Regions from separate parts of the Mus musculus genome. Here region 1 is linked to region 2. A link is a contact called in ENCODE Hi-C or POLR2A ChIA-PET data. All regions are on one chromosome and are shown on one strand. Each heading gives the region's core, a stretch centred on a gene start or an enhancer-like site at or near the end of the contact. The rest is flanking DNA. Distances are from core to core; before and after follow the strand shown. Region 1 has its middle 13 kb from the start of Gm40981. Region 2 overlaps Aopep (aminopeptidase O).

What was found. A loop is a pair of places that touch in the nucleus more often than their neighbours do. ChIA-PET counts read pairs that join two places held with the same protein, here RNA polymerase II (POLR2A).
Region 1: a loop to region 2 is called in a map of left cerebral cortex, with 2.4 times the contacts of the local background. The contact joins two enhancer-like sites. A Hi-C loop is called at or near these places in 1 of 37 maps with a recorded cell type or tissue (left cerebral cortex). POLR2A ChIA-PET finds 5 or more read pairs at or near these places in 1 of 5 experiments (Patski).

The regions. Positions count from the first base shown.
Region 1 is chr13:62,901,957-62,907,643 of GRCm38, reverse strand. No RefSeq gene overlaps it. Among named protein-coding and RNA genes, the nearest start is that of Gm40981, 13 kb to the left of the region's middle. Within about 2 kb of position 1,790, at least 1 of the 3 ENCODE cell types and tissues checked has a DNase peak (open chromatin) inside an H3K27ac peak, as active enhancers do; it is left cerebral cortex, where a contact is called at or near this core.
Region 2 is chr13:63,243,671-63,248,765 of GRCm38, reverse strand. The region is part of intron 13 of Aopep (aminopeptidase O); the gene reads right to left. Among named protein-coding and RNA genes, the nearest start is that of Gm16907, 51 kb to the left of the region's middle. Within about 2 kb of position 3,390, at least 2 of the 3 ENCODE cell types and tissues checked have a DNase peak (open chromatin) inside an H3K27ac peak, as active enhancers do; they include left cerebral cortex, where a contact is called at or near this core.

The DNA.
Region 1 (5,687 bases), core at 541-3,040, 340 kb after region 2:
CCATAGCTCTTGGGAAGGAGGAAATATTATCTGCTGCCACAGAATCAGAACCGTCTCCTTTGTCATTTTGCCCGAGCAACTTGGGTCCCATTTTCTGTTCTCTCTTCTTGGGTATTGGACTTGGTGGCGCCATGTAATCCTGTAATGGAGCTACACTTAAAAGCCAGATGAATTCCTCAGAGAACCATTTCTCTCAAGCAGTCCCATTACCAGTGTTTATCAATGTGTGATTGACACGAAGATGCTACTGGGAGGTGATCTTGAGCGCCAGAGGACATCAGGGTGAGGTGCTTCCCAGCACGCTGACCTCCACTGTTTCCTTCCCCGCCTGCTGGACCACAATCTCCTTACTTCTCTTCAGTTATTTATGTCTGGCTCCTTCTTGCCAGTTTGTCTGCTGTTATAAGAGCAGATGTCATTATATGGCTTTGTGGTAGGGCTCTTGGTTATTAATGTATATCAGTTTGGAAGTAGATTGAAGCATGCTATGCATCCCACTGCGTGTCCTGTGTCCACGTTGTGCGTGCCGCCGCCGCTCATCGAGACTTCTCTGTTGAATCTTTAAAGATTATCTCAGCGTCTTCTTTCTTTAATTTTGAGACATGGCTGTCCTGGAACTTGCTTTGTAGACCAGGGTGGTCCCAAACTCACAGAAATCCTCCTTCCTCTGCCTCCCAAGTGCCGGGATTAAAGGTGTGCACCATCATATCATCACTCAGATGTATTTCTACTTAGAAATACACAGTGACTGCATCTCCATGTTTATAGATTTCTGTATGGTTGTGATATGATCTTTGATGCTTTTGTACATGTGTGAGGCCAGAGGACGGCCTCCAATGTTTTTCTCCATGCTCTGCCTACCTTTTGGGTCGAGGGGGAGCAGAGTCTCTCAATAGCCTGGTGCTCACCAGTTGGAATAGAGCAGCTGATCAGCGGACCCCAGGGATCGACTTGTCCCTGCTATCCTGCCCAGCATTTCTTAAAGGGTTCTGGGCTCTAACTCGTGCTTCCATGGTGAGCACATTACAGAATGAGCATCTCTCCATCAATGAGTCAAGATGGTTTCTTAATGTTTGGGTTGTAAGCCTAGTCTTCAAAAGCCGAGCCATTTCACCAGCCCCTCAACGTAATTTCTAAAAGGAGTGATTTCCCACTCTAGGACTTGACTCTGTCAGTTACTACCCTTGGTTTTCTACGGAATAACCAAAAATACGCTGTGCTCTCGCCACATTGGTGGGTATGATATGAACTGAACTGTAGACTTGAACAGGCAGACATGAGTTTAAAGAGCTCTCTCTCTCTCTCTCTCTCTCTCTCTCTCCCCCTCCCCCTCTCTGATGTTGTATAATCGCTTTATGTAAATTGGAATTATTTTCAAACCTCTCATCACAGTGTGGTGGGTGTTCTTGTCACACAGGAAGATGACGTTCTCAGGCCCACATTGGGGTATAATCCAGGTTTTTATCTCTCTTGTGAATGAGGGATGTCCTCCTTGAGGTTGGTAGTGAAACTAGTTCTTTACCAGCAGATCTTCATCAACCCTGTATTTAGAATACCAGGGTACAATTTTAAAATGGCAATTTCATATTACAAGATAACATTCGGATGGGGGAGCTATGAATGGGATGTGATCATGGCTGTCTCCTGTGAAGCTTGCAGTCTGACGTTTCACAAGAAATAAGAACACCTCTGTAGCGTCACAGGACTGCGATACATCAGAGATTATAACTTTGGGGCGCCACTGGATGCTTTTGCTTCTCCTTTATAATGCACTGACATCTTTTTGTAAATAGAATCTAATGCACACCCCTGATTGTGGCACACAGAGCTGTCTGCCAGGCTCTGCTGAGTGTTGGAAGTGTTGGCTTCACCGTGTTCTGCCCATAGCTGTTTCTATACCAGGGCAGCTTTAAGAATTGTGACAGGGACAGTATGGCACACAAACCTCTCTGGCCCTTTGCAGGCAAAGAAAGCCCAGCTCTGCTCTGTAGAATCTGGCTAAAGACTCCTCCATTCCTTTGCTCTTAGAGAAATGGGTACTCTCCTTGACTTCTTGATACTGGGATCTTCCAGCAGCCATTTCCGGAGGGCAAGGGTGTGTGTCCAAGGTTCTCATGTCAAGGAACATGGTCCCCTGGGGACCCTCCTGTTTTTTTTCTTCAGTTCTTCAGTGAAATTGCCCCTCTTCACTTCACAAAAGGGCAGCCTTTGGCACATTTGTCATGCTGTGCCCACCAGAGGGCTGTTCCCATCAAACTGGTCTCAGTCTCTTGGGATTTAGCTATTTCAGATTCCCACAATGAATCCAGGGACCACCTGGCACACTTACTGCTGTACCACTCGGCACTGCTGTACAGCTTAGCATGCTTGCCTGAGCTCACAACTGGCTTTGGCTGGGTCTGTGATCCAATTAATCGTGGCCAGGGTTGAGGAGATCAGCGTTATGGGGCCTCTCTTGGGAGGTTGGTTGACTGCAAGCTTCCTCTAGAAAGAAAAGCAAATGTGGCATTTCTAGAACACTAGAAAATAACGTTTGGTGTGTTCACATGTGCCCATGTGTGCATGCCTGTGGAGAACAGTCTCAGTTGTCTGCATGCCTTAATCACCCCCAACATTTTTTTTTTTTTAATTTGAGCAAGGGTTTCTCACTGAACTTGGAGCTCATCAGATTGGCTAGACTGGCTGACCATTGAGCTCCAGGAATTCTCCTGTCCAGCACCTCAGGTGTGGTGATATTGGTGTGCTGCTTTTTAATGGTATGTTTTACAAGGGAGAGAGCCCAAGAACTGAGGAAAGAATTCAAATACTGGGGAGGAGAGCTTAGCAATTTAAGAATTTCCTAAGTGCTTGGATTTGAGTGACCCAAAGACTCTTCTGTCTAATGACTTAAATAAACACATCAGATTTCCTGGATTGGGATTCACTGTGGTGTAGGGAGTATGAACTAGGAATCTATGCTTTTAGAATATAGTTCTCTGATGATTTTCATGTGTACCAGAATTGAGAGATAAAAGAAAACAACACCCTTTAGGAATGAATCATTGTAAGGGAAGAAAGAAGTAAGACAGGAAAGTGGATCCCTATGCTGTCCTACTTAGAGAGTTCCTGCCATCTTTTCTGGCTGCAGGAGGCAGTTAACATAAATGAGGGGTTACAGCCCTTTGCAATGTTCAACAATTGTGATGCATACCTTTAATCCCAAGGACTTGGGAAACAGGCAAGTGGCTTTCTGTGAGTTCTAGGCCAACCTGGTCTAAGTAGTGAGTTCCAGGACAGCCAGAGCTACATAGTGAAACATGAAGGAATAATAATAAAAAAAACAACAATAATAATAACAAAACAGTGGTGATAATGATAGTAAGAGGTCTTAATTAAAAGGTAATTTGGTGCAAAGCAAAGTCATATTGGGGAAGGTATCCAAATTTTAATTAAGATTTTTTAAAAATATATGATATTTCTGCTTCCAGTCAACACAATTTGGACTTACCTTTCCATCTGAGACACCAGACAAAATAGAAGTTTGATACAAGATCAGTGTAGGATCCAGTGTAGGCTGAGTGTGGCCATGTCCACCCGTAAACTCGGTGTTCAGGAGGCGAAGCAAAGGTTTACTGGGGATTTGGGGGGTTGGCCTAGTTTCTGTGGGAAGTCACAGGTCAACCAAGGCTTCAAGGGCCGTAATTCCTTTGTCTCCTAGCTATGAGTGATAAGAAATTAAAATCTGGTTTGTTTGAGGAAGGGTCCCATTGCGTAGCTAAGGCCAGTTTGGACTTACTCTGTAGTTCCCCTGGTTTTCAATCCTTGATCCTCCCACCTTAGCCTTGCAGGTGAGGGACTGAAAGTTTTAATGCCATACTCAATAGCATAAAAGTATGAAATACTGAGGGTTAAACATGGCTAAAAGGAAAATGCATGCAATAAAAACATTAATGAGAAGAAATGAAGACATACCTCAGTAAATTCAGACTTGACATTTCTTATTTCACAGGTCAAAGTGCCAGTCAAAATTCTTGCTGAATGTTGTTGGAATTAACATTCTAAAGTTGATAGGCAAATACAAGAATGGATTAGCTCATGTGTGTGTGTGTGTGTGTGTGTGTGTGTTTCTGAGACAGAGTTTTTCTGTGTAGCCCTGGCTGTCCTGGAGCTCATTTTGTAGTCCAGGCTGGCCTCGAACTCAGAGATCCTCCTCTCTCTGCCTCCCGAGTGCTGAGAGTGAAGACTGGAGACACCACTACCTACCTCCCAATAACTTTGTAAATTTTAAGACTAACAATACCTGATATCAAGGATTTATCTTAAAGCTGAAATAATCAAAGCACATGGGGTTGGTGCAGTGAAGTCAAATGAATAGTGTAGAAAATCCAGAGATCGGAAACAGATCCACAAATATAAGAAAGTCAATTTTTGAAAAGGGTGCGAGAGCAGTTCAAAAGTAAAGGATGCTGCTGCGGCAACTGGATGCCCACATGCAAAGACATGTCCTGTGCCTACCTGGTGATATCCCATCTCCAATACCCAATTGGTGCCAGTTGAATAACAGACCAAAAACTTCTAAAAGAAGGTGAGATAAAGTTTTGTGGTCATGGATTAGGTGAGGAAGGTCTTTTAGGTCCAACACTAAAATAAATAAATAAATAAATAAATAAATAAATAAATAAATTGGACCTTGTTAAAACGAAGTATACTAGCTTTGCAAAAGACACCACCAAAAGAGTAGGCAGACAAGTCAGGAAGAAACATATAAATGATTACAATATGCTATGCATGCTATGTACATAGTTGTTTTGCTTAAGGAATGACAACAAGAAAAATGTCTAGATGTGATTATACATGCAGTGTTTCCCTGGAGTATTTCCAGTCCATGGCTGGTTTGATCCACAGATATAGAACCCACAGATACAGAGGGCAGCTATATTTGATTGACTGGTATGCCGAATACGTTGGTTTTTTTTTTTTTTAAAACAACAACAATGAGCCAGCCACTCTAATTAAAAAACAATAGATAAAGTCCTGGGATAGATGCTTATTGAAAAGGACACATGACTGGCCAATAAGCACATAGAAATGCCCTCAACATCACTAGTGTTATTGGAAACACAAATTAAGATCACAATGAGATACCAGTACGTTCCCACTACAATGACAGTTAAGAATACTTACTGTTCCTGCAGAAGACCTGAGTTCAGTTCCCAGCACCTACATTGTGTGTGTGTGTGTGTGTGTGTGTGTGTGTGTGTGTGTGTGTGTGTGTGTGTGTTGGGGGTGGGGGTGGGGGCGGGGCTTACAGTCACCTATAATTCTAGCTCCAGGGAATCTGATGCCTCTGGACTCCTCAATAGCGACACACACACACAGTTAAAATAATAAAATGTCTTAAAATGCATAATAAAGGAAGCCATTATTCCTTCCATGTTCCTTCTGTAGCAGCTGAGATAATGGTCCCAGAGTAGAATTCCATGACACAAGAACCTTTAGGGCTGATGGGTCACAGCCCTAGCACCAGGAATCCACTCACCTCCAGTGCCTGCAGAGGCAGCAGACATGCCAAAGGGTGGCTCTCTCTGGGTGTAGATCACAATTAAAGCTACAAAATGAAGTCTCCCTAGCTATGTCACTGCTAATTTAATCTAATTAGCCTTTGAATGGGGTTCTCAGCCTGCTTCAGAGGCAGAATGTAAGTTGAA
Region 2 (5,095 bases), core at 2,141-4,640:
CAAAACATTAAAAAATAAAAGAGATCCCATTTTAACTATGGTGCTGGGAACATCGGATGCTCTCCCAGTGCCAGGACACAATATCCAAAAAACTCACAAGAGAATGAAAGTTAGGAAAACTCTCGAACTATGAATCACCATTCCCAATACTGAAACACTTTACTTCTTACTTTTTCTTGAAGCCAAATGTTTAAAGGGAAGAAAACAGAAACCCAACCAGTGAAAAGAAGAGGCGGGTGTGCTGGATGGAGGAGACAGGGAACCACCCACACCCAGTGTGGCCTACACTGGCCGAGTTGTGAGCAGAAGACAGATGCTAATTTCACACTTTATCTGTCCAGGATGACCATCTGAACGTCAACCGCAGAAATCACGGTCTCCTCAGTTCTACAAAATAGCCGGAGTTGAATGAACTAAACGCATCAGTGTCCTGCCGTCAGTCTGGAGGAGACCCACAGCTACTGCTGACCTACTGCGCTCATCCTGCACCTGAGATAGGGACCTCGTTAACTTTGTTTTCCAATCTGCTTTTCTCCAATTCTTATAATCTCTACTCCTTGCTCAGGGTTTTGTATGTCATGGATATGAAATGAAGTTAGTAATGAAGTTGTCTAAATAGACACAATTTGGTGAATAATGATTCAGAGATGAGGTCACACTGGCCTGGGATCTCTTGATCATCCTATTAAGTGTTGGCAGAACGTAGGTCATAGGCTTCAGTCTCACTTGCAAAGCCTGAGGGGATATACTATAAGAACGATGTTCTCAAGGAAGAAGACCACCACCACAGCTCACATGCAAATCAATCAAAGCCATTCCTGTCCCTGCCTACAAACCAGACAAAAGTATTAAAATGGATTCAGTTAACTCAGTTACTCCATTTCCCACCATAACTTCCAGCCCGGATGTGCGAAGCGTTGTGTCATCAAAAGAAGGTCCAGGCATGCGACAGGAGCGCAGGATGTTCTCGGATGAACGCATCACACAACGGAAGCCTTTGCTTCTGCTGTGCGGTTCGGGTTATTTCTTGCATATTGCTTTACAACTGATTGTTGGTGTGTCTTGTGTTATACCTTCACATAGCCAGAAACTACAGCTCATGTTTCCTTGGCATTTCCCAGCAGTTTTTGACAGAGAGCTTGTTGTATAACAAATTCAAGACAGTGTCTGGGGAAACTAGCTGACTTGAGTTTTCTATGTTACTCATCATCGAATAGGTAATTGTTTTTCTGTGTATTATTCTGTGAGCATATAGCTGAGAACATATAAACCCAGGGTTTGGTGAGAGTAAAACAGAACAGAGATGGAATTTTCCAGCCGAGAGGCTTCAGAAAGCACCTTGCTCCTAAGTTGCCTTCCCTGAGTGGCGCCCAGAGCCCTCCTCCCCCCACCCCCACCCCCACCCACATACAGAGCCGGAACCGCCCACATCTCTGTCAGTTCGGGTCTGCCTTTAACAGTTTCTACATTTCAAACATCTTAAGCACAGAGTCTAGAAAGGACATCAGAATAACAGATTCAAAACACGTCATAAATCAAGTCATTCGGTTTTAAGTCTATTCACAGAAAAGCCAAAAAACGTGTGCTCTTAACTTACAAACCAGAGAACTTAAACTCAAGGCCACAAGGCAACTGTGGAAAGTGACCCACAATAATCTACTCTTACAGTAAAATTTTTGGAATTTAAAGAAAAAGAAATCCAGACACCCAGAAAGGAAAACAAAAACCAACCAAACACCAGGTCACTCTGAAGAAAAGAAATGAGACCAAATAAATAACTACAAGTAAAATTTAAGGACAAACTTACAACCACACAGCCATGATTCAGTACTGTCACCATAACCCTTCCGAGAAGCAGACAACAGAACGAGCTTCCAAATATGGAAAGGAAGAGCTAACACCTGAGAGCGACCTTGAAGGGCTGGAGTGTGCCAGTGTCCTGAGGTCATATGTACTCCCTAGAAGGACAGTATACACCACTGCTCCTGCTGACAATGCCCGCACGTGAATTACAGGAAAAACAGTCGGCTTGTTCCCTGTTCAGACGTATTTACTTGGAAGTAAAAGGACATTTCAAGTCACATGATAAAGGGTGAAGGAACAGAAACGGTGTCTAATTTCCTTCCTGCTCATATCACACAATCGATACGAAAGAAAGGAGGGTGTTTATAAAAAATACCCTGGAGAGCCAAATCAGACGTTTCCCCAAATCCCCCCCAAAAGACAGGACCAACTCACTAGTTCATATGAAAGTGAAACTGAGGTAGGACTTTCACAAACCTGCCTGCCTGCGGCCTGTGGGGTAAAGGGGTTCTCAGAGGAAAGCAAACCCAGGGGCCAGCATCAGGCTCAGCCTCAGGTTCTCCCACCTCTAAGCCCTCCTTCTAGAAGACACTAAAGAGACTGTCTCCAGGAAAGCCAGGGAATCTTCATGGAAAACCAGTAAAGAACAAAATAAATAGCAAGCTTAAACAAAATGATAAAAGGTTTTGTTTTGGCTTTTTTTTTTTTTTTTGGTTAATTGCAGCATCATGGAGGATTGCAAACGTAAATACCACTGTGAGCTTCATCATCTAATCAATGCCACAAATACTTGTGAGGCCACATGTGGTCTTCTCCAAGTGCGGGGCTCTCAAGGTTGAATATATATCAGATACACATTGGCTGACGTCTAGGCTGAATACACTCAAGTGTCCGCCTGCTGTAACACATAATTAATGGAAACAATGACAGGTCCTAACCCAAGGTGACACCAGTAGGTGCTACTAAAAATAACACATCTTATTAGTGCCATATGAGCACAGGCACAAAACAGCAGCTCATTAAAATGCCTAAGATGAGAGTGAGTGCCAAGGAAAGCATTCTGTCACAGGAATGAAATTAACGCTGCCTATAAAAGTAACTAAAAAGCCACAAGAATGTTCTTCTCCCACCTCCCTTTTCCACTCTTATGTTTTATATGAAAATAGCTTTCATCTTTCGATGCAGGAAAGAATTGGTGGTGGCTGGCATCAAACACACTGAAATCAACACAAGTGTAATTATCAGCATACTTTCAAGTGTTTTCAAAATACATGCTGGTTGAGATTGTCTCAATTTAGAAATGTGCGCTTTGTGCTGGTGGTTGAGGACTAAGAATTTTAGGATACTGCCCAAAGCATTATTTTTGTAGCAGTTACTTGACTAGCTAATATTGCACCAACGTACACAGAGTGTCCGATGCAGTCTGCACTGTCTTTGTGTGGGTTGTGGCGGGCTTCAGTGGGACATTCACGTCAGCTGCTGCACATAAATCACTCAGAACTGGGCTTGACACTCGGCAAGTGTCAGCTATGGGTGCATTAATGGTTCCACTCAGAGAGGCTGTGAGGAGGTGCGTGGGGACGAGCGGGTGACTGTTGTTAGGAGTAAGTGCTGAGGGCAGCCGGTCATGGTCTTAATTTTTCCTGTTAGACCAGTTTAAAGCTGGCAGGGATTTCAGAACACACAGAGATGTCAGAATCTCTTCTGGTTTTAAGTTGTAGACTCTTAAAAAGAATCAGTCTAGGGAACAGATGAAAATTTAATGGTATAACATTACACAAACCAGACTGTCTTCCTGAGGCTACAAAATATAGCAATTTTCTCTTGGTCCAGCTTAAAGAGAGCAAAAATGTCAAGATCTTGCATGATTTGATCTGACATGAGATTTGGATATAGAATGTTCAATATTGTATTTGTTAAAGATTTATTATAAATACAAGGGTAGGAAGAGGTATAGAAACAAGGCCCAGGTACACAGGATTACTTAAGCATCTAAGCAATACAGTAAACTGCATACAGACACACAGACACACACACACACAACCCTCCCCGGCTTGGTTGCTTCATAACAACTTTCATTAATTACTCTGCACCCATCACTCACATAAGTCCTTTTCCAAAGGCAAGGCCCAGGACACAAAGACACTCTCTGAGGAGGTGAAGGGCGGCTGGTAATTCATTAGAACCCATAAAGCTTTTCTATGGAAATCAAGAATCAATGAAGCTATTGTATGAGACCATAGCTCGGCAAGTGTGGACTAGTTATGGATTCTCACAAAGCAACAGTACTCTTAAAAGAGGCAAGGGCACCATGCCTAGGAAACTCCAGGGGAGCCTTGCCTCAGGTATAAGGGCAGCCACCCATACCCACCAGGTTGCTGGGTGCAGGGAGTGGCTACCAGTAACTGTGGGCACTTGGCTGCATGCTCCCAGCTCTCAAGGGTTGCTTTTACTACTGGCTTGTGCATCCAGGGCTACAAGTGATTGAAGTCTATCAGCCGCCACTGGCTGCTGTGAGTCCAGTAAAGAGTTAAGTAACTTTAAAACAAAACAAAAATCTTAAATACTGGTTTCCAGAATTACAACAGAATATAAAAGACTTATGTCACAAAAGACAAACACTGTGACAAACTATTTCAAGCCTAAATCACCTACCTTTAACATTCTGGGTGCGCTCGCGCTCGCTCGCTTTCTCTCTCTCCCTTTCTCTCTCTCTCTCTCTCTCTCTCTCTCTCTCTCTCTCTCACACACACACACACACACACACACACACACACACACACACACACACACGGCAGAAGTGTAGCAAGTGCACACTGCGTCTCAAAGGCGTAAACAGAATGTAGACCTCCCTGAATTCACAGACTTAAAAGTCACGGTGCATTCTCACCCCAACAGAGATCACCACTGCTTTTGTGGCTCCAAGTCAAGTGTGTAATAAGAAAGGTGTTGTAAAAACAGATTAAATTGCTCCAAACTTTAGCATTTTATCAGAAGGAGAAGAGACAGAGCTGACTACTTGCCGCTATGGGCCATGAACAGCTCGGGCCATGTGCCTCACTCCCCTGTTCAGTCTTTATATTTAACCTGGACACATCACTATGAGTTTAAGAAAATTGTAAGCTCCAAATTGTGACAGAAGTCAACAGTGTCGGCTCTCGGTGACACTATGACTCACAAAGGCTGGTTCACCACCCTCTGGACCTTTGCTTCAGATACACCAGACACAGAGGATGGCTTGTGAGTCACCCCAGTGGCTGGAAAGCCAGCCTATGAATACTTCTGATCTCAG